2 separate regions of the Mus musculus genome follow, and region 2 is linked to region 1. A link is a loop called in an ENCODE intact Hi-C map of the cell type or tissue named here. Cell type or tissue: gastrocnemius. All regions are shown on one strand. Each heading gives the region's core, and the rest is flanking DNA. Links, peaks and the distances in the headings are about the cores only. Region 1 overlaps Syne2 (spectrin repeat containing, nuclear envelope 2). Region 2 overlaps Syne2 (spectrin repeat containing, nuclear envelope 2).

Region 1 (16,336 bases), core at 4,118-8,117:
AGAAGGGTAACTGAGCCTTTGACCCGTGACTTGAGACAGTGCCTCCTTTATTTCACTTAGGTCTTACTGGCTGACACTGATGCTCACTGGGAGAAGTTTGAAATCACTTCACTGAATTTAAGAAGACTGATGAGCGACGCGGAGAAGCCTGTGCTTAACCAGGAGAGAGACTTATTAAAGGGGAATGAACAGGTTCTTCACGGGCTTCTTAACACCAGGTACACCTCAGGTTGGCAAACCAAGGGCTTGGTGCATGGCTCAGTGTGTAAGTTATCTTAAGCAAGACTGTCACTACACTGAAATATCTTAGGTAGTTATCACAGCCCACTTTAGATCCGTGGGTTTAGGTTTTAATGCCATGGTTTGTACATGTCACTATATATATATATATATTTTACTGGGTAGCCATTTCCTTGGCTTAAGGCTGGGGGAGAGGGGGTAGCATGTTTTTATAGGATAGCTCTTACCATCTTTGCATCACCTCTGGTTTGCGTTTACCCCAGAATGGAGTCACTGGAGATGGCGCTGCAGATAGTACTTCCTCTGGAGAAGGAGTGTTCTCTCCTGTGTGCCTCTGACCTGCCCCTCTGCACAGTGGCTGTCCAGGACCTGCATCCTGTTGAGATTGATGGTGTCTATCAGAACCTGCGGGTGAATAAATTCTCATACCATATTTAAAAGACCTTCAATTCTTCAGAGATGTTCAAAAGATTTTAAAACATTTTTTAATCATAGATAGAGTAGGTTTAGAATATAAACTGATATAGATTCCTTAGTGATTTAGACTTGTTATTCATGTCTCCTTTCTTCTATCCCTTGAAATTTAGAGGTAGGTACTGAGGAGTGAGTAGAGGGATATTTTATTTCAATTTGAAATAAAGCCTTTCTTATGAATGTCTTTAGTGACTGAATTTCTAAACATTGTAGTTGACTCAGGCTGAGGCTGGCATAGTCTTCAGTTGATTCTTCATCCCGGATCCCATTTAAACACCCTGCCATCGTTGTCAGGCAGAGCCCATTGCTGTTGGCCTGAAATTATTTTCTTTGCAGTAGTAGACCCGCATGTTTGTTTTCCTTATGGAATTCAAGCATGAGGAAGGTGTCAGGTAAAGAAACAGCTGGCATCATTTGCCATTAAAATGTTTGCTGATTCTTAAACAGTCAGCTTTGGTTCAACTCAGAAACATTTTTGTAGCTCATGGTCGGCACTCTCAGGTTTTCCTGCATGTATGCAAGAGAGAGAGGGCGAGTGAGAGAGAGAGAACACATGACCATGTGCACAGGTGCTCATGCGTGTGCATGGTGCATACAGGGCTTCTCCTTCTCACTGTTTGTTTTTTGGTTTCATTTTGTCTTCTTTTGCTTTAGGATATCCGAGATTCCATCGCAAAGCAGATCAGAGTCTGTACCAGTTTGGAGGAGCCGAGTAACTCTGTACCAAGGGAGTTACACACACTAGATCAGTGTGCGATCCAGGACATTGTGCTGAAGTGCAGACTCCAGCTGGAGACCATGAACCAGAAGGTAGAGATGAGGGAGGATGCCCTGGATGCTCTGGAAGGGTTTTTGGCATCTCTGAGAGCAGCTAAGCTCTCTGCTGAGCTCCCTGCAGACCGTCCTGCCCCGAAAGCACCAGAAGTGCTGAGTGAAGACATTCTCCTGATGAAAGAGAAGGCCGGGCCTTTGGATGAACGCCTGAGGACACTTGGCATAAACATTAAGGATGCCGAGGGAGGGGAGAATACCACCTGTGAAAGACTGGTCGGTGCATTGTCAGTAAACTTAGTGGCCATGGATGGCCAGAGTAAAGAGGAAGGACCTCCTGAGGACAAGAAGTTACTGGAAGCTTGTAGTTCCAAAAATCTCGAGCTCTTTAAAAACATTCAAGACCTCCAGAATCAGATCAGTAAAATTGGTCTTAAGGATCCTACTGCTCCAGCCGTGAAGCATCGGTAAGAAAGGGGTTGTTCTCTGTCATCCACGGTGACACTCGCTGCCGTTTCAACCCTTCTGGGTCTTCTGTTTCCATCTCATCCCTCTAACTATTCCTGTTCAGCATGCCTTCCAACAGACTTTCATACAGATTTACTTTTTATTGATAAGGTTCCTCTACAAATGTTCATATTTTCCTCTGTCATGTATCATGGACACGGGACAGTGGAGTGAGACACGGGGAAAAGGACATGTGCTATTTTCAAGGACCTGCGATCTTTGCATGCACTGTGGTGTTCCCTTAAGAGTGAGCCTAGCCGGTCTCACAGAGTTCATATTTGCCTCAGTTGCTTGTCTCAGTTACATTTTCCCATTCTTGTGATAAAATATGGACAGAAGGGGCTGCACAGAGAAAGCATTATTGGCTTGCTGTTTGGGAGTTAGCTAGGTCATGAGGGGAAATCCCGACCTTGGCTGCTCAAGGCAGCAGCCAAGCACAGTCAGGAAGCAGAGACCCATGGGTATTAGTGGTCATCTCAATGTCTCCTTTTGATCTAGTCCAGGAACCAGATCCAGTTCCAGCTCTCGAAATGATGGTCCCTACAGCTGGTGTGGGTCCTCATGTCTCATTTATTCTAGTCACCCATGCAAGTGTGAGGCAATTCTTGATCCTGTCACGTTGACAATATCAGCCATCCCAAAGTGACAGGAACAGCAATAGAAGGCCATCTGCCATCTCCCTGTCCCTGGACTTTCTTAGTTCTTTGGTCATCTCTGGCCTTCCCAACAGGATTAGAGTTCTGCTGAGTTTAAAGAGGCACAGTGGAAACTGAATGAGGTTGGCAGTATTCAGCATTCCGAATATGGCCGCCAGCTCATGCATGCTGAGGTATTAGCAGGAGTTGCTCGTGTAGAGTCTAACTCTTCTTTCCAGACCTTTCCCATTGTCTTATGACTGTAGCTCCTCTGGCTTGGTGGTCTCTTTAGGGATTTAGCTGACCCAAGTCCCTTAGTATATTTAAATATGCCCTTCCAAAATTTCAGCTCAGGCCCAATGAGGCTTCCATCCTCAGAGAGCCTTAGAGTCTGTGATGAGCTATGGAGCTAATCATTTATGTGGTTATTACTTCAATAAATTTTAATTATATGTTCACCAAAAAATTAATGGATATTAATGTATGAATTAATTGTTGATAAATGAAAATCGTGTATTTGTGTAGCTACAAATAGGACAAATATGTGTTTTGTGCTAGACACAGTTTTGAGTATTGGGAATTCCACAGTTAACAAAATAGACAGAAAGTTCTTGGCTTTTCTAGAGCTTAGCTTACCCTGGGAGGGCTAAGGTATGTAGTGTGACTGATGATGAGAATCCTGAGAAAGAAGAGGGAGAGGTTGGGATGGCTGGGTGAGTGACCAGGGGCAGCATCACTGTGGACATGCTGTGCGCATCAAATGAGATCCAAGAGCAAGCCTCATGATCACCATGAGGAAGAGCCTTCTGGGTGAGGGATCAGCAGTTACAAACCCAAGTATGATCTCAAAGGAGGTGATAAAGGACAGCACCGAGGGATGTGGTGTCACAGCAGGGACGGGGCATAACTCATACTGGCTTTCTCTGAGTGACCTGATGTCATTTGAGGGTTCTAAGCAACAGAAAGCGACCTGGTTTAAACCTTATCTGGTTCTCTGCTGAGGGCCAGCCCCAGAGGTTCTTCTTTCCTGTTCTTGGTTCTCCTTGAGGCAGAGGAGGGGGAAGAACGTTGGTAGGGTTAAGATTTGGTCTTATGAGATATTTGGGGTTGCTGTATAATAATAAAACGTTTACCTGCCTTAAGTTTAAGCCACTTGCTGAGGAAGCGGCCTGTCTGTCTGAGTTCCTCTGAAGCCAGAAACTGTTCAGTCCCTTATCATAAAACAGCAGGGGATACGTGAGAAGAATTTCTGCTGCTGCTCCTTTCTCTGGTGAATCAGCCAGAAACCTCTCTGGATAAACTCAGCTCACTCTTTGTGAACCTCGGAGGAAGGAAAGGAGAAGAATTAAGATGCTACACATGGGCAAATATGCACAGGATGAAGACGTAGACAGTGGGAGGGTGTGGGGATCTCATTTGCAGTTAGGTGAAGGAGCAGCAGAGGAAAGACCATGAGGGTGGTTCCAGGGCCAGTTGGAGGCAAGGAGGTGGGGCCTGAGCTCTTGCAGCTTATCTTCAGGTGATGGGACTTCAAGGTTGGTTTGCAGGAGAAACCATTAGTTGAATGACTCCTTTTTGAATTGGGAGAGCTTTTTGTATATGATGTATATGATGTCCCACTCTTTCCTTCCTCCTTGGCTCTCACCCTTGCTTTGTTTAATCATCTATCTATTTATATCATACCCCCCTCTCTCGCTGTCTGTCTGTTTGTCTCTGTCTCTGTCTCTCTCTCTCTTTCTCTGTGTGTGTGTTTCTCTCAAATATATATACATATATATGTTCACTAAAATGCCAAGTAGCATTCTGGTAATGCACAAAGCCCTCTGGTCTCTGTGATGCAGGAAAGCATTCCTGTACTTATTATCCAGGAATTCCTTTGTAGTAGAAGTGTTTAATTTTGTCATTAATCTCACGAGGACAAATGAAAGCACTCTCTTGACATTCCCCATGTTTTGTTGAGTCAACTGGGTTAACAGTTGGCTAATACACCTTTTTTAAAATTCCATACTCTAGGAAAAAGTCATTACTCAGGCTGGATAAGGACCTAGATGGATTGGAAGAAGAAAAGGTGCGCATACAAAAAATAGCTGGCTCTCTCCCACGATTCAAGGATGGCAGTGAGAAAAACGTGATTCAACAGTGTGAAGACACAGCAGCCTTGTGGGAGAGTACGAAAGCTTCTGTCACAGAGAGGTAGGAGAAAAAAATCCCGTCTCAATCTGAGAGTGTGTCTGTGTGGCTAACATTCTGAAGTTTTTGTACTGTCTATCTCTGCAGAGCTTACATGTTCTTGAGAGAAGACAGTACATGGAACCTCTCAAGGACTTCTTAGACTTGAGTTCCAATCACAGGGTCACCCTTGTGTTGTTTTTGACAACATGTAATCTTATATGTCTCTCCAGAGCTTACACGTGTTAACATATAATCCTGTATGCCTCTCCAGAGCTAACATGTGTTAACATATTCACACAATTAATAAAGGTATGAATCTGGTGATTATTTATTTGTACAGTCTATTTGCTACATCATCATTATTGGTAATGTGATCAAGCCACGGGGAGAGGGAAAGTCCTTTTGTGACGTATGAGTAGGTGTTACAGCATACACAGTGTTATTTCAGACTGTTTCCTTCCTGTCCTTCTACATAGCCTTGAACAGTGTGGAAGTGCTCTGGAGCTCTTACGACAATATCAGAATATTAAAAACAACTTGACAGCTTTGATTCAGAAGGAAGAGGGCATCATCTCCCAGCAAGCTTCCTACATGGGAAAGGACAACCTGAAGAAGAAGATAGCCGAGGTGAGCCTTCCTTTCAAAAGAGCTGTCCGGTGTGGTGATGTGGCTGATGAGCTTATAAAAGAAATCATCTTTGGAACTTGGTTTCAAAGAATTTAGTGGTGACTATTTTACCAAATACTTAGGAATTTATCAGATCTATCACCAGAGTCAGAAAGAAATCAGTTTCCAAGCTGGTACTGACTTACTTTGGTTTGGGACATAGAACCTTAGCTATAAGACTGTGGGTTGCAGCCTTGCCCCAGGGCTTTAACTGAAAGGGAATGTGGGCCCTCGTGCAGGCCTGTGAGATGAGATGGTAGGGAATCTCTCTCTGCTGCTTACAGACAAGGAGGACATTACAATGCCAGTATTTCTTTCCTACAATGATGTGCCAGCCAAATCCACCAGTTGGCTAGCTGTGTTGATGGCTTCACTAGTCCCAGCTCTATATGCTAAGGAGAACAACATCTTTTGGACACTAGATGTCATTATTTTCTATGAATTTACATGCTTAGACAGGAATACATCACACTATTTACTCTATGACTGTACATTACAATGATGCCTTTCCCACTGGCTCATGAGATTTAAGCTACAGGGATGTCAAACTGTCATAAGCATCTATGACGAGGAGCCCTCTTGATGCATTTGATTATTAGTAAATAGTTTCATTAAATTTCTTATTCTTTTTAAATCGATTTTCAATTAATGAGTTAATTTTGTGTGCATGGGTGTTTTGCCTGCATGTCTGTCTGTCACTTGTATACCTAGTGCCTATGAAGCAGTGGGTCTCACCCTGTGAGTCACTACCCCCTGTGGGGGAGGGGCTGGGGGCAGATTGAACAGTCCTTTATCAGGGCTCACCTAAGACCACCAGAAAACACAGATATTCACATTGTGATTCATAGCAGTAGCAAAATTACAGTTATGAAGTAGCAACAAAAGTGATTTTAGAGTTGGGGATCGTCACAACATGAGGAACTGTACTAAATGCTTACAGCATTAAGAAGGTTGAAAACCACTGCCGTAGAGGCTAGAAGAGGGCATTAGATCCCGTGGACCTAGAGTTACAAGCAGTTGTGAGTCCCCATGTGGGTGCTGGGACTTGAACCAAGGTCCTGATAGCTGAGCCATCTCTCCAACACCCTAAACTTCCTATTTCTTGAGAGTAACCCAATAGAAGTATCATCAACCAGATTAGCTTTTTAAATTTTTGTTTTATTTTAAAAGTGTACAGATGTTTTTATTTCATGTGTGTGGATGTTTTGTCTGTATGAATATGTGTGTGCCACATGCATGCCTGGTGCCCACCAAGGTCAGAAGGCACCGGCTCCCTGGAACTGAATGGTTGTGAGCCATCATGTGCATGCTGGGAACTGAACCCCAGTCCTCTGCAGAAGCAGTCTATGCTCTGAACCACTGAGCCATTTCTCTATCTCCAATCAACCAGATTCTTATGGGAAACTTAGTCTTAGAACCATTAACCCCTGTGCTTCAGTGACACCAAGACTGTCAGTCATGGCTCTTGTCTGAGACCCATTTTCGCAGAGCTGACTGACTATGCTAAAGCAACCTGCTGTGTGACATTAGTTGTACGATGGTGACTGTGTGGCTGATTTCATATCAAACTTAATTGAAGGAGGCCACCAAGATCATGAAGCAGGCCATTACCTGGCATTACAGATAGTATGTGGTCATGAAGCAGGCCATTAGCTGGCATTACAGATAGTATGTGGTCATGAAGCAGACCATTAGCTGGCATTACAGATGGTTTTCCTAGTTCTATCCAGTAGCTCTGAGATTCACTGGTCTTGAGACCTAGACGGAGTCTGTCCTAATTTCCAATGGTTCCCTTAGGTCTTAGAGGTAGCTAGCCAGCAAGCAACTCCAAGGGATAAGATCTCCCTTTGTCAGTCAGCAGAGTCTCACAAGGACGGTCACTTCCTTCTGGGTAAGGCTCAGACTTGAACTTGCCAATCCTCATGCCTCAGGCTCCCGAATGCTGGCATTTAAACACGGACTACTATGCCCGGTTTTTAATTTCCAGATTTAAGCTTCTTAGATTGAGATAAATCTTCATTCACATGTAGTCACATGTAGTCACATGTCATAATGAAGTGCCCCGTCACGCCCTTTACTCAGTTTCTCCAGTGATAAAATCGCCAGGACAATCATGAGTTCAAGCCCAACCTGAAGTATATAATGAGACTGTCCAAAAGTAACCGAGTGTGGCATGAAGGTTGAGCATGGTATGCATGGGACTTTGGGTTTGACTCCAGTACCAAACCCCTGAAACAAGAATTTAAAAATAGATACAGGTTTCATAATGCAGGGCAGGAGGAAAACTGAGTAAAGATTATCAATAAAGTAATTGCATTCTAACAATTTTCCATTGGGAAAGCAGAACAGTTACCGTAGCGTTGTGATCTCTTTTGTTTGTTTTACATTTATTTACCTAGAGAGAGAGAGGACACGGATGTCACAGAGCATGCGCGTAGGATAACTTGTGGAAGGGCAGTCATTTGTCCTCTCCATGGAGTCCTGGAGATTAAGCCCAAGGCTGTGAGGCCTGGCACCAATGACCCTTACTCCACTAACCCATTCTGCCGGCCCTTACGGTCATTTCTGGGGGGAGGTTGAATAATAAAAAATAGAATTGTTCTCCCAGTTGCCTCTCTCTATATATGTTTTGAATATATATCTTTTGCTTTTTTTTTCTTTACAGATTGAAACTGTCAAAGAAGAATTCAGCGACCATTTAGAAGTTGTAGACAAGATAAATCAGATTTGTAAAAACCTACAATATCATCTGAATAAAATGAAAACCTTTGAAGACCCCCCCTTTGAAAAAGAGGCTAATGCTATTGTGGACAGATGGCTTGATGTATGTGGCCAGTTAATTAACTAAAAATTATGTTTCATTACAAATTGATATTTAGAGAGAATATCTTTAGTGTTCTTATGATACTGAAATTTTAAGCTGTTATTCTTTATAATAAATAATATATTTTACTTTTTTGTAAAAAATGTGGTATAATAACTTAGGAATTAATTACATCTCAAAGTTAGACGTTACTAAGAAATGGGACCTTAGTCTTCCAGATTTTGTGTTTGTGCGGTGTGTATGTGTGTGTGTGTGTGTGCTTGCTTGAGCTTCAGTGTGTGTGTATGTGCCAGGCATGGTAATGTACACCTGTAATTCCAGCACTTGGGAAATAGTAATATAAAGATAATGAATTGAAGGCCAGTCTGAGCTTCATGAGAGCCTGTCTCAAAAAAATAAAAATAACCAGGCAAGGATGTATGCTGTTAATACAAGCACTTGTGGTCAAAAGGCATGTTGATCTCTGTGAGTTCCAGGCCAGCTTGGTCTACTTAGAGTTTCAGGTCAGCCAAGACTTCATAGTGAGTCTTTGTCTCAAAAAAAAAAAAAAAAAAAAAAAAAAAAGAAGCAAATCTTTAAAAATTGTATTTAACATATTGAAAATAAATTAGCCACATGGCCTTTCATTCAGGATCTTAATATTTAACTCTACACTTGATGCACTTGTAGTTTAATTTGATATTCTTGTGAGTCACAAACTGAGTTATCTGTATTTTTAATTAATCAGATAACTATTTATTTATTCATTTGTTCATTTGTTTATTGAGACAGGGTCTTGCTATGTAGCACAGGCTAGGTTTTAACTTACTACGAAGCCCAGGATGGCCCCAGACTTGCACTGAGACTCCTGCCTCATTCTCCTCAGTGCCTGGATTAGAGCATGTGCCACCATGCCCTTCTTGAGACAAGGCCTCATGTAATATAGCCTGGGCTTGATCTTCCAGTGATCTTTCAGAGTTGCTTTGAATTACACACATGCTCTAACAAGTCTGCTGAGATTTTTTTTTAAGAGATAGGGCAACATGATATATGAAAGTAATTTTTTTTGTTGATGAATCAGACAATTAGCTTTTATTAAAATATTTCAAAACAAGAGAATGAAACAATGTTCTCCACACCCATGTCCATATTTTCTATTTATAATCTGCTGTAGATTAATGAGAAGACAGAAGAATATGGTGAAAATCTTGGCCGAGCGCTGGCCTTGTGGGACAAACTTTTCATCATAAAAAACAACATCGATGAGTGGACTGAACAGATCCTTGGGAAAGCAGAATCCCATGAGCTGACTGAGGAGGACAGAGGAAGGCTGAAGGTAACTCACCCTGAGAAGACAGGGTCCTGGCTACCGGCTGGTGTCACCTTAATGTTGCCTTTGCCTTTTGCATCAGGGCAGAATAATTGCAATGAAACAATGTATTTCTTTCACTTTCCCCTGAAAGGGCTCTCAACTCCATTGATTGCTCTGTGAAATCCAGGCGAATATTTTCATGTACTGTTCCTCTGGGATTCACAGACAACCAAGGACTGTGTGGATGCAGGATGTGAGGAAGGGTTCCAACAAGAAGAAAGCTGATTTTTTTTAAAAAACCGTGCTCTCAGTTTGGCATTGGGAAAGAGTCTACATTACCTCCTTTGATGTAGAAAGAATTGTTTCTGTTGTAGCTGAGTGTAGTTCAGAGGTACAATGCCTCTCTAGCATGACTAAGGCTCCGCACGTCAGCGCCACAGTTGGGAACTCTTTCTAGCTACTTATTTATTTAATGTCATTAATTTGCACAAAGCCTTTCTAGACCAGAAAACATCTAAATACTGGCAGTGAAACGTGAGTCAGTATAGTCTAAAAAATATGGGTATGTATTTATCTAAAGCTTCGAATCTCATTATCTCTCAACTTCTTGCATTTTATTTAAATTTTAATTCATGTATTTTTCTACATGTTAGGAAAAGTTTTTTTAAATATGAGGTTGATTTCCAGTTTCCTGGACAATTGGGGTGTGTACAAAATTGATCGTCTCTAAGGGTCTTTTAGATGCGCCTTAAATTATAGGTTATTTGAAAATGTGAAGGCAAGAACTATAAACAGCCAGCCTATGGGCCTGATTCCAAAGGTGTTCACACTCATTCAGAGTTTGTATACACATAGCCAAGACATTGGCCGGCTTTTTCAGCCATGAAAGCAGCCTCTTGGCGCAAGCCTTACTCTAACCTATTGTCTTGAGAGGAGACTCTTCCCTTGGCTGTCTTTTGCCTCACCCCTAAGGCATTTGGTGGGTTTGTTATTCTTCAGACAAACAATAGAAAACAAAGGATTAGGAGAAATCCAAGGGCGCCTTCAAGTTTCTGTACATTGGCAATAATAACCGTAGGTCTCCAAAAGTAAGATGATATAAAGCTATTTCTCTTAAAATCCTTCTGTTTTAGGAAGAGTTAAAAGTACTCGAAGAGCAAAGTGCAGAATTTTCTAGAAGAGTGGCTGACATACAGTCGTTGCTTCAGAGCAATGAGAAACCACTTGAACTGCAGGTATGGGAAGTTGGATTCAGGTCTCAATGGAAGATTCTCTGTCCCTTTGAAAATGGTAGCCATAGTCCACACATTCTAAATTTAAATAGAAAGTGAAATTAGAATGAGTACTTATTTGTGCTCAATTGAAATTTTAAGAATCTGTATAGGCAGGCGTGTGGACCACATTCGGCGTGATAATATGCGTTTGTCTTTTTCTCCCCGTACTTCTTCACATGCCTGCCGTGTGGAGAAATGCTGACTGGCATTACACACGAAGTCACAGTGGTTTCCTATGTGTATGTAGGGAGGAGACTGTGTCTTGAGTAGGGTCATTGAAATTGCCTCAAGGATGATTTTTTTTTCTTTCTGTTGTGTGACGAGACTTATCTCCATTTCATGTGGCTGAAGAAGTGTAGTGTTTCTGCACACGCTCTTAGGCAAGCCGCATGGATGGCACCATATCTGTACAGCCAACGAGTTTTGTGATCCTGGGCAAGTTACTTAGTCTCCTTCAGTCTGCATGTCAAGTGCTCACACCTCCTGCTGAACACATAAAAATGTCATCAGTGCTAGCCAGTGAGGGGGTGCATGCCTGGAACCCCAGCGCTGGAGCAGGGGTTCGAGAGCTGGAGACTAGTGAGATCCTGTCTCGAAACCAGACAAAGCTATTAATGTTCTCTATGCATTTTTAATCTCATTTCTCTATGCGTTTTTAATCTCATGTGTTTGGAATAGGTTTTCTCTCATGAGTGCCATAACATTTCGGTTTGCATGTTGGGTGCAATGTATTTCGGAAGGATTCCAATTACTCTCTTAGAAAAGTATCGATTTCTATTTTTTTCATGTAGCTCTTGTTCCTTTTTGCTTTTTGTTGTTGGTTGGTTGGTTGGTTGGTTTTTGTTTTGTTTGGTTCGGTTTTGAGACAAGGTTTCTCTGTGTACATCTCGCTGACCTTGGGCTCCCTCTGGAGACCAGGCTGGACTTGGAGATCTGCCTAACTCTGCCTCCCAAATGTAGGGGTCAAAGTTGTGCGCCACTACCCCCAGCCTTAGTTCTTGTTTCTTTTAAGAACAATGTGGTAAGAAACTTTTCACTCTGAGACAAAGAGCTGTCAATTTGTTCTGTAGCCATTGCCTGAGGTATGCTGCAACAGGCTCCTTACTGCATGTGCTGTGTCCTGCATTTGGTGATTTCAGGTCATGGAGTCCTCTGTCCTGAGCAAGATGAAAGATGTGAAAACACATGTCGCAGGGGGATCCAACAGCTATGCGCCCAGTGGGAGCACAGCTGAGCTGAGAGAGGATCTGGACCAGGCCAAGACCCAGATGGGGATGACTGAGTCCCTCCTGAATGCCTTGTCTCCCTCTGATAGCCTGGAGATCTTCACAAAGCTTGAGGTACCACCCAGCTGCCCATCTCCTATGCTTGGACCTATATTTACACTCTCTCTCTCTCTCTCTCTCTCTCTATATATATATATATATATATATATATATATATATATATATATATATACATATATATATATATATATTAATTACTTTAAAATATATATTGGTGGTGCAAGTGATTAGACCTAGTTCATGTCAGCAAGAGCTCCTCCCTATTGCTGAGATTTCTCTAACACTTACTTTTGGGGATCTTGGCCTTGTGTAGTTAGTGAAGATGGGGTGGGGTGGAGCTGAGGGTGGGTATTGTGGGCCAGTGAGACAGCACAGCAAGTGCCCCAAGCCTGATGGCTTGAGTTCAATCCCTTGAACCCACATGACATTCCGCATGCATCCACATGCCCACAATGGCATCAACACACACATATCAAATAAATATGTGTAAAAAGTAAATCATATTGTACTATAAGTTGGCTATACATTGTAACCTTAGTACAGGGGAACTGAGATAAGAGACTCACTGGCCAGCTAACCTAGCCAATAATGAGCTACAAGTGCAGTGATCTAGATAGAAATAAATTAATAATAATAATAATAATAATAATAATAATAATAATAATAATGTGCAGAATAATTAAGGAAGACATCTGAGGTTGACTCTGGCTTCCACACACCCTGGCACACACATGTATGTATAAACCGGTACATACATGTACACACAGACATGTATGTAACAAGGAGCTCATGAGCTTTGGAAGCAAGCAAGCCAGTTTGAGGATGCTGTGACTGGTTTATTCTGTGTGCAGGAAATCCAACAGCAGATCTTTCAGCAGAAGCACAGTATGACGGTCCTGGAAAATCAAATAGGGTGCCTCACTCCAGAGCTCTCCGAACTGAAAAGACAGTACGCAAGTGTCAGCAATCTATTTAATACCAAAAAGAACGCGCTGCAGGACCACTTTGCCACGTTCCTGAACGGTGAGCATCATGGGTCTCGAACTTTGTTTCTGTCAATCTTGAAATAGGAAAACGGAAATAGCACTGTGGGCCCAAAGGCTGATCTAAACTCAACCTCCAGATAGCTTGCACAGAGTGTATTTAAAGGAATAATATTTGGATAACTCCCTTGGGGGAAACACTGTTAATGCCTGGTTTAAGTAATATCCCCTTTTCAAGCCTTAAATCTCTATTTCATGATCATTGGGGCCATGTGGTCAGTTTGGGTGTGTCTGCAAACATGTTGCCTCTGATGATGTCTTTGGATGTCCTGTGTGCTTAAAAGGGTGTTTGTGCAAAAAACTACACCAGATTGCTTTCTGTACTCCACTGGACCTCAGACTGGGTTTGAGAACGTGTCACAGCTTTGCCCACTGCTGTGGGAAACAAGTTCCTAGTTTCTTTCGTATGAAGTATATGAATTACTGTCTGAATACATGGATTTTTCTTCTTTTCTTCTACAGAGCAGTGTAAGAACTTTAACGACTGGTTCAGCAACGTCAAAACGAATCTTCAGGAGTGTTTTGAACCACCAGAAACAAAACTGAGCCTGGAACAAAGGCTGCAAAAACTTTCTGTAAGACACAGATGCCAAAACTTATCAAGACTAAATGTTCATGAGAAATCTCACTACGCTATCTGGGCTGACCCTGAGTCCCTGTGTTTAAGCGATTCTCCCACCTCTGACCCCAATAGTTGGGGCTTCTGACTTTGTTTAGATGGTACATTATGTTCTTAAGCTTATTGGTAGCTCCAGGCACTTCCTTCTTCTCCAGCCTCAGGGATAGCAATGTTCATGGATACTTAAGTATTTTATATACAGTGATGTAGTATTTGCACATACCTTGTACATGTTCCCCCTTGTGACTATTGCTGTCCTATTTAATGCATTGCTTGATTTTATACACACACACACACACACACACACACACACACACACACACACACACATATATACCATATGGCTCTCTGTACGTCATTGGCCACCAGCACTGGGTTTCAGAACATAGCACAGCAGCAATCCTGCTCATGTTTACATCTGCTCATTTCATGGGCTTCAGAAATTGATGCCCAGACCTGGAAACATGAACACTGGGCTGGGGGATCTGGGCGGAGGTATATAAAGATAATCTGTTCAGTCTCACATTCGGATTGCCAGAAGGAGAATGAAGAAAGTATTTATGAGAACTGAAGCATCACCAAGAGAGGAGATGTTAGCTTTCTTCATCTTGTTCCCATATGAGCGTTGTAGTGGCATTGCATTATTATTGCTTGTTGTAAACATCAGAAAGTCAGATGCAAATACAGACACACACATAAGTGCACACACATACACACACACACTTCCCTTCTAGAACTATTGAGAATGATCTGTCATTAGAGTCAGCCATGTCGTCCTAGCCCAAGGGTGTGCATGGCAGACACATTTTGACTTCACTGTAGATGTAACTGATTTTTTTTTGTATTTCTTAAGGATTTCTTGACTCTTGGAGGAGGAAACAGTAAAATACAGCAGGTAGAGACCGTCCTACAGCATGTGAAGATGCTCTTACCCAAAGCACACGTGAAGGAGCTTGACAGCTGGCTCAGGAGTCAAGAACTGGAATTAGAAAATATGGAGTCCATATGCCAGGCCCGAGCAGGGGAACTGAATAACTCCTTTCAGCAGCTACTGAGGTAGGATACTGTGGTAGCGCTTTCCAGTTCACTACAGCATATGCTACGTATGCTGAGACAGTCAGTGCATACTAATTTCCCAAGTGAAATAGACACAGCTGTCCCTTGCTATCTCTTGAGAACTGGTTCAAGGGTCCCCTGTGGATGTTCCTTTCTGTAAATTGCATGATATTTGCAATTCTTGATGCACATTCTCCCATATACTTTGTTTAAACCATCTGTAGATTTTTTATAACAGCTGATACAATGTGAATGCTATTGTGATAACAATATAAATAATTGTTATACTGTATATTTAAGGGTTATGGACAAGAAAGGAAAAAGGATGTATGTACATCTCGATACATACACAATCTGTTGTCCAATAATTTTGATCTGTTATTGTAATCCCATGGATTTTGATCTCACTTATACAAATGTATACATTTGAAAATACTAATTTTATGTGTTTGGCTGTTTGCCTTCGTGTATGCTTATGCACCACGTGTGTACCTGGTGCCCACTGAGATCGGAAGATGTAAGCTCCGAAGGAACTGGAGTTATAGATGGTAATAAGCTGCCATGTGGGTGCTGGGAACTGAACCTAGTTCCTTTGAAAAAGCAAGGGCTCTTAACGGCTGCACCAAATCTCTAGTCCCTCTGTGCCTTCCCGCATTGGTATTAACATCTAAGGCCCAGAACAAGCATTCTACCTTTGAGCTGAGACACTGACTATAACTTCTAAATCCAGGTTCTGTGCTGGGAGTACACAGCTTTAGGGGGCTCTTCAAGCTATCTAAACTGGCAGTGATTCAGAAGAGAGTCCAGACATTGTTTCTTGGCCAGTTAATTTCCTGCATTTGTTTGCTTCTTTGCCTTCATGAATATAGGCAATAATTATTTAAGTTTGGATAAGTATCAAGTTACAGTATTTGTTTGTTTGTTTTAAATAAGCAGTAAGAATCTAGTTGCTGTACCATCCTTTAGCTTCTGCAGTCATTTTTCCTCCAGTCTAATCTAATCTGGGAATTGGCCCTGTAGATTGGAAGATGATTGCAGAAGCCTAAGTAAGTGGCTGACTAATCAAGAAGAGAACTGGGGAAAAATGGAAGTATCAGGAGAGCGAATGGATCTGTTTTCCCAAGCATTGACTAGGAAGAGGTATGGCGATCGTCACTCAAATGCCTTATTTGGGAGTGTGCTTTCTCCGCTGGGCTCCAATAAACTGTCAATGCTATTTGGAAATTACAGGGAGCAGTTTGAGACTGTGGCCCAGCTAAGTGACTCTCTGAAGGAGCATGGGCTCACCGAGGGAGAAGAGACAATCAAAGAATCCACACATCTGATCGATAGATACCAGGCTTTATGGAGACAATTACACGAAATTGAGGAAGAGGATAAGTTACCAGCGGCCGAAGACCAGAGCTTTAACGATCTTGCTGATGATGTAATTCACTGGATAAAAGAGATTAAAGAGTCCCTTATGGCTTTGAATTCAT
Region 2 (16,336 bases), core at 5,489-9,488, 120 kb after region 1:
AAGAGCTAAAGGGCATGGTTTAAGTACTCTACTTGGGTAGCCTTGGTTTCTATCCACAGACAGACAGACAGACCATGCCAGACTATCTGATGTAGAAATACTTGGTATTGTAAGATAATAGTTATAAACACCAAAAGCAAGGACAGTTACCAAAGAAATGTGTAGTTGCCTAAAATTGGGGACGCCTAAGGAAGTTTGATATTCTATTGTAAACAAGCATAGTTAACAGCTCTGAGTCTATAATCATTTCAGAGGAACTGGGAAATTTTTTTAAGATTTATCTTATGATTTTATTTATGTGTGTCTGTGATATCTATGTCTGTAGTTAGGTGAATGCTAGCTCCTGAGGCGGCCATTGGCAGCCGATGCCCCTGGAGCTGGAGTTACAGGCGGCCTTGAGCCATTCCACCTGGGTGCTGAGAATTGAACTGGGGTCCTTTGCAAGAGCAGTAGATAGATGCTCTTGACATCAGAGCTGTCTCTCCAGCCTTGAGACTGAAATATTTAAACAGTACTAAACACTGTTCCTCACAGGCAAGCAGGTTGGCTTCTGATGGATCTATGTAATCAGCAAGTCTCTTCATTCCAGTTCAGGTTTTGTGCTGCAAGTCAGACTTTAAAGGAAGATGCTTACTGTGAGATGGGAGCTGGCATGCGTGGGAAGTGCTGGAAGGCCCCAGTGTGGCGGGGGGGTGGGGGGGTGGGGGGGGCTGTAGGACCCCTGGGCCCAGTCCACCTTAGTTGAAGAAGGACAAAAAGAACAGCTGGCTATGTGGGCGGGATCATGTTCTAGTAACACCAAGCTTATCTATACACTATCATTGTTTGATTTGGCATGAGTGTGTGTGTGTGTGTGTGTGTGTTGGTATTTCTAATAGTTAAGTAGTCCTTTTAATTTTTTTTTCCCTTCACTGTAGAGGAAATATGACAACTTACTGGTGAATAAGTACTTTTAGAACTCTAGTTAAATGAGCCTCTGTGAGTGATTACTAGAAGGTTGAAGGAGACAACAAATCTCCATAGTTATAAAAAGTAAACTGTGGTTAAAACGCTGTCGCTGTGGTGCTTGGTGTAACTGTATGCTACAATGGCATTTTTTTTACTTATTTTACAGAAAGATACACCAGCTTCCAATTAGTGTTCAAGGACACCTGTTCAAGAATAAACTCCTGTCTACTAATTGTTCTGTAGAATTATACATTTGTTTTTTGTCTTGCCTACCTAGGATATAGAAAACCAGCTTGCCCTGAAATCTAAAGCTCTGGACGAGTTGAGACAAAGTTCTCTGACAATGGATGGGGGAGACGTGCCATTGTTAGAAGACATGGCATCTGGAATTGTTGAGCTGTTTCAAAAGAAGAATAACGTGACCAGCCAGGTACAAGGCATCCCTCAGTCCGCTGTTTCTCCTCACAAAGCTTTTCATTTGTTGTTGTGTCTGTTCTTTTATCACGAAGATTTACCCCATTTTAGAAAGCCGGAGAGCTACTGGGAAGCATCCTGAAATGAAAAGAAATTATTTCAAGTCTCATTTTATGTCCTAAATAACTGAAGGCAAAGCGGTGGCCCCGGCAGGCAAGAAATCCGCTTGGCTATCTTTGTTTTATCTAACACACTCAGGCAAGCATAAATGTCTCCTCCTCTCAGAGCAGCAGAGCATCTGGTGTTGTTTCCAGGTCAGCACCACAGCAGCAGTTAGGAAAGAGCCCCCACGCCTGTGGGAGATGCAGCAGGGAGTAAGGGGTCTGTAGCATATACCCTCGTGAGCTGGGAGCAGGGTCAGCATTGGGGGAACCCCAGAGAGACAGGGGAAGAAGAGTGTGCAGGATGCCCCCCCCCCAAATGAGGGCACTGGGAGAGAAAGCTGAGACATGCCAAGGGCATTTATGTCCCACCAGGGAGGATGCTCTGACAGTTAGCCAGCGATCATGTGTTTGCTGCCGCCGTTTCCTCCAGCATCCTCACGGAAGTTAAAAAGTCACTGAAATCTGCCTTCAACCTGTGTTCCTAGTGGGGACTGAGACCAGGCTGTGTGACTGAAATCCCTAGGCAGCCTGCAGCCTCACCTGACTCTGGGGAAATAACGGATGAGCTCCAACAATCATTTGTCAATCATGTCTAAGTTACCCTGCTCACGACCAGGAGTCAGAGAAAGCAGACAATGATGGAACCAGTGCCTCAGGGAGCTCAAGCCATGCAGGAAATACACGTGGACAGATAAGAGTGATGCAATGAATTTATGATGTAATAAAAGTATAGAATGGGGATTAAATTAAGATGATACAGATAACAAGATGATAAGAGAGACACACAAGTAAATGGAAGGGTCCAAAAGTGAAGTAAATTTTCAGTTGAATTTTCAACAAAGATAGCACTATCATTCACAGAGAAAAGGAGGGTTTTTTTTTTTTTTTCTTCACGGTATGACACTGGGTCACCCGGATATTAACATGAAAAAGAATGATGCTCGATAACTCGATGCCACGTCCACAGTCTAACCTGAAATGAATCAGACATAAACATAAGAGTTAAAACTACAGACCATTAAGAAAGGCAACATAAATGTTTATACCTGTCTTCCTAGAGAGGACACTAGACGCGTAAGCAGCCAGAGGAGGGGGCAGAGAGCTGAGCTTCATCAGAATTGAGCACTTTGTTCTTCTGGAGAGCAAAGCAAATATGTGCAAAGGCTACAGGATGGGAGAGACAGGGAGGGGCTCACATACTCATCTGAACCTTGCTTGTTTAAGTGACTTGCCACCAGAGTGGGGGGAAATTGAAAGCAGTGGGATCCAAGCTGCATCTTTGGGGAGGGGCTTGTGTGTACAGAATGGCGGGTTACAGAGCAGGAATTGGAGGAGCAAATAGGGAGGTTGTTTGAATGGATGTCTCTCCCCAGAAGATGGTGTGAATGGCCAATAAGCACATCAATAGCTATGAGGGGAATAAAAATCAAAACCACAGTGAAGTGCCAGTCATACTCATGAAGATGGTGCATTAAAGACAGGCGGTGTTACAGCAAGGGTGTAGCCATATGCTGCAGGTGGGGGCTAAAGCGAGGCTGCATCAGGAAGGTGCATGGCAGCTCCTTGAGGTTAAACATGGACGTGACATGACTTGCCATTCTCTAGGTGGTGAATGCTTATAGCCGTCTAACCATGATAACCCCGAAATGGTAGCAACCTGTTGTCTATCCAACTGTGGATGTCTTAGTAACATGTGATAGGTATATCTCTATTGTGGGGTATTATTCAGCTGTCTAAAGCAGTAATGTATTCTGTATCAAAGGACTTTAACACCTGATAAGTACTCATAAAAAGACCATGTTTGAATCCATTTGTATGAAATACTGAGTACAAGCAAAACTTTGGAGACAGAATCTGTAGCTGGAAGAGTAGATGGGACTTCTAAATGGACATGATGTTTCTTTTTGGAGTAGAGAATGCGTTCTAAAATTGTAAGATTTTAATCTTTAAATAGGTAAATTATATGAGGCATGAATTTTATCTCAGTAAAATGTCAGTTTTTAAAATGCAGGAGGTAGGCTGAGAAGCTAGCTCAGTTGGTGAGGGACAAACGTGAGGACCCAAGTTTGAGCCCCAGAACCCACACTAAGAGAAGCTGGTCACAAAGACACACAGTTGTGATTCCAGCAGCTGCTGCCTGGCAGCAATGATGGCCACACTTTCCCATCTCTTCCCACAGGCAGGTCACTCCCCCAAGCCTGTTTTCTGGTCTAGCAAATAGGAATGAGAACACAAGCTGACCTTCTGCTATCACAGTGCTTGGTCACTAAAGCTCTACCTGAGCCCAGTTCTCACATTTACATGGTTTCCTGCCTCTCCCTTCTACTCTTCTACTCTGTTCAGGCTCCCTTAGTGAATTCCTTCTCTTTCCCCTCTGACCATACCGATGGTGTCTTTTGGGATCAAAGCTGGGTGTGGTGATGCATACCTATGAGCCCAGCACTCTTGGGGGATGGGGGGAGGTAGGTAAGGACTGAGTCAGGAAGATTCCATGTCCCATGCCTGCCTGAACTACATGCAAGCACTTTTACCTGGTAGGCCATCTCATGGCCCTTTATATCGTAAATACTTCATGCTGGCCTGGAATTCATGGAGTAGCTCAGCAAATGCTCTCCTGCATCAGCCTTCCAAGAGTTGAGACTACAGCCACGCACCCACATGTGGCTTCATTGATTGTTCTCACTAAGTAGTAAAATGCTCAACTCCTGTCACCAAAATGTGCTAGTGGGTAAAATATGCCTGCCCTTCATGCATGCCCAGCAGGAGTGCCCTGCGTGCTTCTCTCCAGCTTGTGATGGCTTTGCGAAGTCACCTAAGCACAGGCACTATCTTAGCATCTTACACTTACAGAACTTGACAGTTGTAAAGGTTTTTCACAAACCCTATTAGTATATGTGTGTGTGTGTGTGTGTGTGTGTGTTTTGCCTGTTTTATTAATCAATTTGCTTTGTGGATAAAGAAACCGGATGACAGAGTTAAATAATTTGCCCAAAGCCAGAAGGCAGGCAGAGTGATTGAACCCAGCGCTCAGATGCTCATTCTTGCCTGGTACCTTGCCCTCCGACGATCATGAACCTCATGATCTTGGGGCTATTTCCCACTAGTCCGTGTTAAAACAGCTTTCCTTGAGATCTGTATGCTCCTTAGCCTAGCCTTCGCACCTTCAGGACGTTAGTGGAGATCTCCAGTGCTTTCAAGTTGAAATGCCTAAATTGGATACAGTAATAGACTCATCGGGAGGAAGTAAAATGAGAGACAGTCTTAGAACGCTGAGTCAGGGTTTCCGCTTCCCCGCAGGTCCACCAGCTCAGAGCTTCTGTGCAATCAGTACTACAGGAGTGGAAGGCCTGTGACAAGCTCTATGATGAGGCCACCATGAGGACAACCCAACTCACATATTCCATGGAGCACAGCAAGCCTGCGGTCTTATCGTTGCAGGCCTTGGCCTGCCAGGTGCAGAACCTTGAGGTAAGTTAACCAGTGTGGCCAAAGGTATTGTGGGTAAAAGTTAAAGGCTGAAGCAAGCGCTATAGTAAGCACACGTGCTTTTGTACTGTTTGGCAGAGGAGCAAAGGGCGGTGCTTTAACTAGAGGTATCGAAGGCACGTCTTGGGGTTTTAAAGTTGGTCACGGGAGCCACAGGAAGTTTTAAGTGTATCTTGAATCTTTGCATGTTTCATTTCTTGGTTTATGAAATTGTGTGTGTGGACAAGTGTCCTATGTTTGGCAACTTAGTACTTCTAAGTTCTGCTTGAGGAAGGAATGTCTTGCCAGTCGCCGTCTTCCCGTTCCTGGTTGTGTGCCATTGTCCTGTAAGGTCTGCATCTTTGTGTCACGGATGTGCAGCATCAAGGGCCAAGATGCTGTTACCTTCCAGGCTGGGATGGCCCAATCACCTGCTTTTTACCTTTTTCTGTGTCTTCAGGCCCTTCAGGATGAAGCTGAGAACGGGGAACGGAGCTGGGAGAAACTGCAGGAGGTCATTGGCAGACTCAAAGCTTCCTGCCCCTCCATGGCTGGCATAATCGAAGAGAAATGCCAGGATGCTCATTCGAGGTACGCCCGGAATGCAATTTGAAAGATCGACCCTCTCACTTGACCCTTAGGCTTAGATCTTCTAAAAGCTTCTCCCTCCTTCACAGTGACATGGCTTCATGGTTATTGCGGCTCTTCTTCAGAGGGTGTAGTTCATTGTGGAAGGCTCAGTGTCATGAGAGCGTTCATGTGACTCCAACAGTTTCTGGAATAATCAAGCTAGAAATACCCTAATGGAGCCTCTTCCAGAGTGTGTCCTCAAAAAGTCAGGCTTGGTCCTGGGAACCCCAAATCAGCAACAGAAACACGGTAGAATGGGGAGTCCGTAGGATATAGTGGGATGGATGTAGTCAAACATCTCTTGGAAAGTGACCCAAAGCCCGAGACAATGTAGAGAAGTCGGTTGCCTTCCAGTCTTCTCCATGAAGACCCCTGTGCTTCAAAAGCAAAACCAATGTTCAGTATAGCGTAGGACAGCAAACTGCACGCCCTGGCAGGCTGTCCTCGGGTCTCCGCTGAGTCTTCACTGACAGGAGGCTTTCAGCGCCCCTCACTGCATAGGTGAAACTGTTGCTGTTAAAGGACTCAGGTTGCTGCTGCACATACAAGCTCTCTTTTCGTCGGTGTTTTCTGTTTGTTGTTTGAGTTGCTGCAAGTTGAGAGCATGCTACTCAAATGTTCTACCACTGAGCTACATCTCCAGCCCCGTGCGTGCAAGTGCAACAGTTAACCTGCAGAATGTTCTGTACAGCCATTTAAAATGTTTGTCCCTCCCTCCTTGTCCTCCTTCTTCATCCTCTCTTCTCTTTCTCCCCTCCTCCTCCCAATTCTTCCTCCCTCTTTTTTGTCCCTTTTCTTTCTCCCCTTCTCCTTCCTCGTTCTCCCTCTTCCTCCTCCCTCCTCCTCCTTCCTCCTCTTCCTCCCCTTCATCCTCCTCCTCGTTCTCCATCTTCCTCTTCCCTCTTCTTCCTCCCTCTTCCTCCTCCCTCTTCATTTTCCCTCTTCTCCCTCCTCTTCCTCCCCCTGTCCTTCCTCCTTGTCCTCCCTCCTCCCTTTTCCTCCTCCCTCTTCCTTCTCCACTCCTCTTCCTCCCCTTCATCCTCCTCCTCGTTCTCCATCTTCCTCTCCCCTCTTCTTTCTCCCTCTTCCTCCTCCCTCTTCCTTCTCCCTCCTCTTCCTTCCCCTTCTCCTCTCTCCTCATCCTCAGCCAGAATTTCATTAAGTTGTTGGCTAGCCTAAAAGTCACTGTGTAGTCCCAACCAGCCTCAAATTTGTGATGATCTTACTGACTCAACCTCCTAAGCAAGTGATAAGATTACAGTCAGGAACCTACGCCTGTCTAGCTTTTTCTGTTTGTTTGTTTGTTTGTTTGAGACAGGGTTTCTCTGTGTAGCCCTGGCTGTCCTGGAACTCACTTTGTAGACCAGGCTGGCCTCGAACTCAGAAATCCGCCTGCCTCTGCCTCCCGCATGCTGGGATTAAAGGTGTGCGCCACCACACCCAGCTTTTTTTTTTGGCATGGAAAAGGTTTTTTGTTTGTTTTAAAAGAGTAAATAAAAAGCAAAAATTCTATAAATAGAATTTTTTCATTTATTTTAACTTGAAAATAAATAATATTTTGTTTTTTTATATTTGCACAGTAAATTTATTGATACAAGAACAATATAAATAAGGCCTATTTAAAAGCCAGGTGTGGTGGTGCAAGCCTTTAATCCCAGCACTTGTGAGGCAGAGGCAAGAGGATCTCTTGTGAATTTGCTGCCAACCTGGTCTACGTACTGAGTTCCAGGACAGTCAGAGTTATGTAATGAGTCTCTGTCTCAGAAAAAAACAATCAAAATAGATCTCTGTACTTTTAACTTCCTGGTAGCTCGTGTGTATAGTTTTGCTCAAGGACAGGGTGGAATGAGGGCTCTGTTGTCACACTGCCAGGTGGACCCAAGTGAACCAAGACCTCGCAGACCAGTTGCAGGAGGCCCGAGGGCAGCTGCAGCTCTGGAAGGCTCCTCACAATGCTCACGCAGAAGCGGCAGCCTGGCTGCAGCAGCAGGAAGCAAAGTTCCAACAGCTTGCCAACACCAATCTGTCTGGAGACAACCTGGCAGATATCCTGCCACGGGCCCTGAAGGACATAAAGGTAGGTGCAGGGCCCCGCCCAAGGAGAAAACTAAGCCACGTCCACAGTCTGTAAAACAGCCGGGACCAGGGAGGGACACAGAAATAACCAGACGGGACACAGGGGAGATGGGACACGTGGGCTTGAAGAACGAGGTGGCAGACGTGTGCTACCACCTCTTTCCAAGTTTACAGGTCTGTTGTGGCCATTACAATCAGCAAAACCCTCCTACAGAATCTCAAGTAGAAGCCACACGAGTGCCTCACTTGGTCACGGGGCTTTATCACAGCCATAGAAACCTTAAGTAAGACATGTACATATGTCCGTGTATGTATGCACATGTGTGTGTGGGTGCTCACAGAGGCCAGAAAGTGTCTGATCCCTTAGAGTTGGAGTTACTGGTCATCATGTAAGAATCTCTTGCTTTAAAAGTAATCCTGGGTGGGGTGGGGCTAGAGAGATGGCTCGGCAGTTATGAACGAGCACTACTTCCCTAGAGGTCCTGCTTCATTCCTCGGCACCAGTGTTGAGAGCTCACGGTCCATCATCAAAGGAAGTCAAAGCAGGGCAAGTCCCGAGGCAGGAGCATGGCTCACTGGCTTGCTTTTGGTGGCTTGTTTACTTAGGTAACTCAGGACTAGCCAAGGGGTGGCACCACCTGCAGTGAGCTGGGCACACACACTCCCATCCAGCATTAATCAAGAAGATGGTCTTCAGGCTTACCCACAGACCAGTGTCCTGGGGACACTTTTCTCAGTTGAGGTTTACTCACTCAAATGAATCTAGAATATGTCAAGTCGTTAGAATGCTAGCCAGCACAACATACATAATTTGAAGCAAAAAGAAGTCTTGATGGTGATGGTGATGGTGATGATGGTGGTGCTGGTGGTGATGCTGATGTTGGTGATGATGGTGATATAGTGGTGGTGATGGGGACTGGGGAGATGGCTCAGTGAACAAAGTACTTGTTATGCAAGAACGAGGACCTGATTCAGTCCTCAGCATCCAGGTCAAAAGCTAAGCGTGGCCATTGAAATCCCAGTGCTGTGGACGTGGAGACAGCAGGGCTCACTGGGTAGTCACCTAACCAAATCAGTAAGCCTAGGCCAGTGAAGAGACTCCGATCCAAAATATAAGTAAATAAAGTGTATGGTTCAAACACACCTGCTCATAGCCACACATACCCTCAAATATCTCAAAACTAGTAATCCTGGCCTTGGTGCCACGTGAGTACAGCTTTCCTGGGAATTCAGTGATTTTAGACAGTTTATTAACAGGACAGTTTCAGCTACGGTGTTTTTCCAGTACTGGGAGGAAATAGCCAGAACTCGAATACTTTGTAGTATGAAACTTGGTAACAAGATGTGTTTTATATCTTGTAGCACTCTACGTCAGATCAAAAGTGAATGACAGATTTAATTAGAGTGCCCTGAGGTCTGCTTGCCCAGTGAGATGCTGCGGACTCTACATGAATCCGTTTATATCGGAAGGTCAGGGGCGAGGGACAGCCTATAGTGATCCATGACTTGACTTGAGAGCCTGCCCTTCCGTCCCTCAGGTGTTAGACAATTAGAAACACAAAGCATGAGGGAAGCCAAGATTCTTTTGGGCAATGACAGGTTCAGCGCTAAACCGCCAAATCTCCGAGTGGCACTGGTAGGATACATCATTTTAAGAAACCTTAAATTTTCTTAGCCAATTGAAATAAACAGTAACAGCAACAACAAAAACAGTTTACAGAAGCCCAGTGGCAGGGGTTGGTGGCTGGTGGGGAGAAGTCAGCACTTTGCTCTCCTTTCTCCTTCCCCAGGGGCTGCAGAGTGACCTGCAGAAGACCAAAGAGGCCTTCCTGGAAAATTCTACCCTCTCGGATCAGCTGCCACAGCCTGAGGAGCGCAGCACCCCTGGGCTCCATTCTGGACAGCGGCACTCCCTCCAGACAGCTGCCTATTTAGAAAAGATGCTGCTGGCAAAATCAAATGAATTTGAGGTTTGTCTTGCCCTTCCATCCAGTGGCAACTGTGGACAGCCCAGGCCACCCGCAGTCTTTTGAATCCTGTGAAGCAGTTTTACTGTTTGGACAGCACCATAGGGAAGTCACCCCAAACAGAGTCTGGCTTAATCAAGTGAGCAAGGAAGGGCCTGCTCTTAGGCCACCATCTGTTCTTTATCAAACATGTTAATTTAACAAGGAGCATGCTTAGTACCCTGTTCAGATCTCAGTTATCTGGATTTAGAGTAAAGTAATTGAGACACAGGTATGGCTGCTGGAAACACAGCTGTCGTTGGAGTCTTCCTTCATCTCCCGAGCTGTAGTGTGGGAACTAAGAGAACAGAGTACTCCCGTCTCTGTGTGGAACTGGTCTACAAGACCCCAAGGCACAGGATGAGATTCCAGGGTCTCTACAGAGACCCCTGAGGTGATGTTGAGCAGAAAATAACTTGAGCTTTCAGCAGCCCATAATATGCTTACTTCTGTCTTAGGCACTCATGAAATTTTTCTAATGAAAATGTCTCTTTATAGATTGTTCTGGCACAGTTTAAGGATTTTACAGACCGGCTGGCATATTCAAAAGACCTTATTGTGCACAAGGAAGAAAATCTGAATAAACTTTACCATGAAGAGAAAGAAGAAGTTCCTGACTTGTTCCTGGTATTGGCAATATGTGTCTTTCCTAAGGGCTTAAATTTTCCATGGGGCTAAAACATAGGCTGATTACTGCTGCATGAATCTGCCCACACACTACTTACCTATGAGTTCAGCCATTCACTTCCCTTTTATCCCTGTTCTATCTTCCTAAGGTCTCAAACCGCAGAACATTGTGGGACTCTATCTTACTAATAAGTTATTAATATACCTATGTTATTAATATACATGTACTGTCCATAGATGTTTTTATCTTGAAATCACTTTGAACTAACTTGAGTGCACCCAAATAGTCAAGGAATTCTCTGTTGTGATTAATTGGGTTTTTTCCAGTTAGTTTAAAGATCAAATAGAAAATATTCAATTAAAATTGGGCACTCTTTCTTTTTAATTACCTTAGTAAATTTTGTATAATTAACATAAAATGAAGCCACTGAAGAACTCTGGATCTGGTAAGCTCCCAAAGACCACTACTTATGACGACCCCCACGAGGAGCAAATGATAGCGTGTTATCCAGATCCCCGACCACCACTCAGTTTTATAAACAAAATTTTATTTAAGCCCAACCTTCCACTTACGCATTACCCACAAGAGATTCTAGCTTAGGGAACGGAGCTGGACGGTTGCTTTCCAGACAAGGTGGCCCACAAAGCTAAGACACTGATGGGCTGACTGTCTGCAGAAAATGTTCGTTGACCCTGCCCTAGAATATGACAGCAGAGTTGGGGAGATTCAGGGTATTGTGGAAGGCATTCAGTTAACATACTGTTGACCTGTCGTTGACCTAGAGGCTGTCCTGGGGGATTTCATACATGAGGAAAATATGGGTAGGCTGGGTTAAGTCTGGGTTAGGCACCCCACTTAGCTAGGCTCATACTGAGGATGAGATTGTCATGTGATGTATAGGTATTGTCATGTGATGTATAGGTATGCTGAATAGCCTGTTGAAGGTCATGTTAGTGACTGATTATATACTATATAGGACCTGAAGGCCCAGATTTGGTCTTTAAAAAGACCACAATGCATTTTCGGTCTTGCATAAAGACAAAGTTTAGCGTCCCTTCCTGCTTCTCGGTACTGATTTGGTTCTGCTCTTGTGTGCTTACTTTTCTCGTGGCTATGACAAAGTTTCTGGCAAAGGCAACTTGAAGAAGGATTTGGAGACCAGCAAGATGGCTCTGCTCCTAGAACCCGTGTAAAGATGGAAGGAGGAGAGTAGCAGTCCTATTAAGGTGTCCTCTGCCCTCCACACCATGCATGCACACACACAATAATGATAATAATAAGGTTTTAAAAAGAAAGGGCTATTTTGGTTTGTGGTTTTAGGGTCTTCAGTCCATCATGGCAGGAAGGGTGATGCAGCTTGACACCTTGTAGCACAGTCAGGAAGCAGAGAGACAACTTTTGCACTCAGCTGGCTTGCTTCTCTCTATTCAGTCTGTGCCTCCCAGCCTATAGGGAGTACCTATAGGGAGTACCTATATAGCCTATGGAGCCTATGTGGTACCACCACATTGAAGATGGGTCTTCCCTCCTTAGTTAAATCTCTGAAGATACCCTCACAGACATTCCTGAGGATGTGTCTCCTAGGTGATGCTAAATCCTGTCCAAGTTGGCAGTTCAGAGGGCTGTCATTCCATATGTACAGGCTGGTATCCCCAAATAGGAGCACCACTGAGAAATCTAGGTTCAGGCCCAATTCCAACTCTAACTAGCTGTTTGACTCTATGCAAGTTGTACTACCTATCTGGGCCCTATTTCTGCTCATCTTTAATGTAAGGAGGCCAGTTCATCACGTAGACATTTTATCTGTACTTTTTCCCCCTCACAGAACCACGTGCTGGCCCTGACAGCCCAGTCACCTGACATTGAACGTTTGAATGAAGAGAGCCTCAGGCTTCCCCTCAGTGACGTAACAATAAAAACATTACAAAGCTTGAACCGGCAGTGGATCCGGGCTACGGCCACAGCGCTGGACCACTACAGGTCAGGGCATCCTTTCTCTACTGCCGCTTCGGGGAAAGGTAGCATTAAGATCATTATTACAAGTCTCAGTGTTGTTTGTTTTCAAATCTTTATAGCGAACTTCAGGGAAATGGGTTGAATGAAAAGTTCCTTCATTACTGTGAAAGATGGATCCAAGTTCTGGAGAAGATCCAAGAATCACTTTCAGTGGAGGTTGCCCACAGCCTCCCTGCTCTACTGGAGCAACAGAAAACCTACGAGGTAAACCTGTGCTCTGCCACTCCTCAGCCACGTCCCCGAGGCAGGGCACAGGGAAAAGAGACATCCAAATGGAACACAAGGAGCGCCTGTCTTCCTTAACTGTCATCAGTGGTCACAGGCATTTAGGAATAGCTACTGTTGCTAGATCTGTCGTTTTCCTACTATTATGTTCCTAGATGGTCGGATGTGTTTGCAGTTGGCTCCCGATAACTTGGGAACTAATCAATTTCACAGACCCTCTGAGAGCCTTACTAGGAGCGCAAGTTCCCAATCCCTGACAGCGAAACCTATCAGCTGATAATTCATATTTTGGTTCATAAACAGATATTAGAAGCTGAAGTCTCTACAAACCAGGCAGTCGCTGACGCTTATGTGACCCAGTCCTTACAACTCCTGGACACAGCAGAAATAGAAAAGAGGTAAGCCGAGACGGGTTCTGGAGCGAAAGCACTTGGTGCGACAGGCCTTCTGATGCGAGAGCTTTTGTGTGTGTTCACGGGGTGTGATCAGAGGAGCATTTTACCCCATTGATACAATGCTGAAATGAATTTTAACCACTCAGGGTAGTTGTCTCTTATCTATGCCTTTGTGTGGAGCCTGTGAGCTCTTCCTAAGAGTCATCATAGGTTATTGTGAACTACAGATCTTAGGGTGCGTACTAGGATCTGTTCCTTCTAACTGCCAATGCATAAACCTTGCCAACATCCGTGCCCCGCAGCCTCACAGGGTTCCAGCCCTACCTTAGGACAGGGTCGTGCCTTATGGTCATAAGTGTGGTAATGATGCCTTTTCCTGTTGTAAGTGGATGAAGTCGGCAGCATGGAGGATTCTCAAAAGGGCCACCCCCACCCCAAGTGCATTAACTAAGTTTTGAGTGATTCTTCTGTATTATCTTTTTCTCTCCGCTTTCTCCTGCATGAGGTTTTGTTGTTTGAAATATGATGTAAGGTCCTCTTATCCCAAGCATGAAGCAGTGTCATAGTCACAAGAGGAGAAATGTCTCCCTGGGCATTCCCAATGCAGTCCGTGGGTAGCAGCAGGCAGGCTAGCCCTGAGGCTAGCCTGCTGAGCACAACTGAATCACTCATGGAGCTCGTTGACATGGCCAGAATCCAGAGGTGGTCCAGTTGTTCAAACGTTTCTGAGTGTCCCAGTTGCTACCATTTTCCCTCTCCCTGACCCCAGTTCATAGCTGAGAAATATGAAGGCTATGTCTTCATAGTCCCTGAGTAATACATGCAGGCCCATCTTAGGATAATAAGCTATTTTGATGGTATGTTATGATAAATATGACTTACCCAATTAAAGGCCCTATTTCTCCTGTGAGCAGCATTATCCATCTATAAAGAATTAGTTGGGCAGATAAAATAAAGCTTACTCTTAGTTGTGCCAGTTATATAAGATGCTCGGTCCAATAATTTGTAACACTACAAAGCACCTGCCCACGTATGGTTTTTTTCCCCATTGCCAGTTTCTAGATTTCCAGGAAGACCTGGCATCACGTATGTTAAGACAGCTCAACTCTTTTAAAGGAATGCTTCCCAGGCATGCTCCCTGGGAATGCTGGCCCAATGCCAGGTTGTGTGTGCGTACCTTCTAAACCATGCACCCCCCAGCTCTGTACCCCTCACTGTTTCAGGCTCAGGTTTCATGAAGTTGTTTGTTTCGTGTATGTTGTGCGTGCAAACGTCCGTCAGTCCTGGCCAGTGCCTTTTTGTACATGTTTGTGTTATGAATCTCTCGCCAATGGTTTTCCCCTAGACCAGAATTTGTCTCTGAATTCTCCAAGCTGTCAGACCAATGGCAGAGGGCCGCCCGGGGTGTTCGGCAGAGGAAGTGTGACATCAGCAGGCTGGTGACACAGTGGCGGTTCTTTACCACCTCTGTGGAGGACTTGCTGCGGTTCCTCGCCGACACCAGCCAACTACTGTCTGCAGTGAAGGAGCAGGACTGTTACAGCCTCTGCCAAACCAGGCGCCTGGTCCACGAGCTGAAGGTTTGTGTACACGGGTTGTCCCTGAGAGGCACAGGGGGCGAGGGAGCTTTATTGCAAGATGTTTGCTCAACTGACATTTTATTTAAATTTAGTTTTATTACTTTTAATTACATGTATGGACATGTGCATGTGAGTGCAGGTACCCCAAAATGGCCAGAGGTGTTGGATCCTCCCTGGAGCTGGGGTTGTGGTGAGCCACCTGATGTGCGGGTGCTAGGAACTGAATTCTGGTCTTCTGAAAGAGCAGAGAATACTTTCAGTCTCCGAGACCTCTCCCCAGCCCCCTGAGATTTAATGTTTTCTGTCATGACCCGAGTGTGTTCTATGCAAATGGGAGGCCAGCGAGGTATGACCACCCATAGCCTGGTCGCTAGTCTTGTGCAGTGTGAAGCTTTGTCTTACTGAGAAATAGAGATGCTCTCTCTAGGGTGTGAAAGATGCATGCTAGGCCAGTGGGTGGGTAGAACAGGAGAGGTCTGTGGTGATGGGATCACACCATTCAAACTCTGAGGGCACTGGCTAATGTATAAGGTATCCACAGATGCAGTGACAGATGGGAGGGCTGCTTGCTCTTCAAGAGCAAATTCAGACAACCAAATGTGCATCAGAAGGGTTTAGGGACTGGCAAGAGGGCTCGGAGAGTAAAGGCGATTGTTGCCAAACCTGAAGACCTGAGTTCAATCCCTGGGACTCACATGATAGAAGAAAAGAACTAGCTCCCACAAGTTTTCTTCTGACCTCCAGATAAGCACCGTATAGCAGATGCACCCCACCCCGACATGCATTCTATAAGTAAATCAACATATGAAAAATGAAAGGAAAGTTGCTTAATGAGCATAAACTCAGAGCAAGTTATTAAATATGTTCCCTCTTTAGTAGAGGGGTCGCTCTCCACCAGAAATGCAGGCAGTTGCCTTATCACTGCCTGAAATGCTGGGCTGGCCTCTCTCACTTACCCAGCCATCCAGTATTGACTGAGCACCCTCTCTGTCCTGGTGTCTGTCCTCATCACAGTGTAAGGACTAGACTCTGCTCTTCTCAATGCATCTAGGAAATCAACTAAAGGACTAATTAACTTAATCAATTAAAGAAAATACCAGATTGTAATCACTTTGTATATATAATTAACAGAGAAGCTAGTAGCTTCCTTAGATTTGGGTGGTCTCTGGGTTGGTGGCATTTCAACTGGGACCTGAAGGTGAGTAAGAAATGAACCAACCCCACAAGGATTTGGGAAGTGGTTTGGATGTTACACATAAAGGGGGGGAAAAAAGAGTCCGAGAGGAGAGGATGCTAGGGTTTTGTCCAGAGCATCTTGCTAAATCATATACCACGGAGCAAGCAGGGAATTGCCGAGGAGGCGGGGCCTCCTGTGAGAGGAGCTGTTGATTGGCACACTGCTCCTTTTGGAAGCATGAGTCAGTCAAGAGCCCTCCTCATTTCTATGTTGGACATAGCTTGTTTCAGTTTGCCTTAAGCCTTCAGTGTCCTACTCAGATCAGATGTTTTCTTTGTTCTTTCCTGTATTGATCAACATGTGTCATGGGTTTGACTATATGCTTGGGAGGGCATTACCTTTTTATTTGTTTTCTTTTTTCTTTTCTTTTTTTTTACTATCATATGCTCACTCTACTCAGAAGAGTTACTCTGATAATAACCTATATAATTATTTCAATTCAGAGACTCTAGTTGTTTTCTTAATGCTCTGAGATCCCTATTATCTTGTACATTTTTATTTTATGAACATATAAATATAAAAACATAGTTTATATGTAAACATACATATATA

The links. Hi-C counts contacts between places; a loop is a spot of excess contacts. Peaks named below come from ENCODE experiments on the same cell type or tissue, not always from the same donor. Only the 100,000 strongest peaks of a DNase experiment are listed, where the experiment ranks them.
Region 2: a loop joins it to region 1, with 2.2 times the contacts of the local background. A loop is called at or near these places in 2 of 42 quality-filtered maps.

Annotation. Positions count from the first base shown.
Region 1 is chr12:75,929,198-75,945,533 of GRCm38, forward strand. Syne2 (spectrin repeat containing, nuclear envelope 2) reads left to right here. Exons shown (of 116, transcript NM_001005510.2): 28 at 61-218; 29 at 504-651; 30 at 1,369-1,952; 31 at 4,641-4,820; 32 at 5,276-5,426; 33 at 8,131-8,289; 34 at 9,443-9,604; 35 at 10,714-10,815; 36 at 11,994-12,194; 37 at 12,992-13,163; 38 at 13,646-13,758; 39 at 14,656-14,858; 40 at 15,879-15,998; 41 at 16,089-16,336. Among named protein-coding and RNA genes, the nearest start is that of Mir5101, 28 kb to the left of the region's middle. In gastrocnemius, for the core only: no CTCF peak of the experiment used is centred there; no DNase peak of the experiment used is centred there.
Region 2 is chr12:76,047,276-76,063,611 of GRCm38, forward strand. It overlaps Syne2 (spectrin repeat containing, nuclear envelope 2), which reads left to right. Exons shown (of 116, transcript NM_001005510.2): 85 at 1,226-1,378; 86 at 4,824-4,994; 87 at 5,452-5,582; 88 at 7,494-7,698; 89 at 9,488-9,667; 90 at 10,202-10,330; 91 at 12,157-12,311; 92 at 12,407-12,551; 93 at 12,876-12,970; 94 at 14,313-14,547. Among named protein-coding and RNA genes, the nearest start is that of Esr2, 120 kb to the right of the region's middle. In gastrocnemius, for the core only: no CTCF peak of the experiment used is centred there; a DNase peak (open chromatin) is centred at 7,553.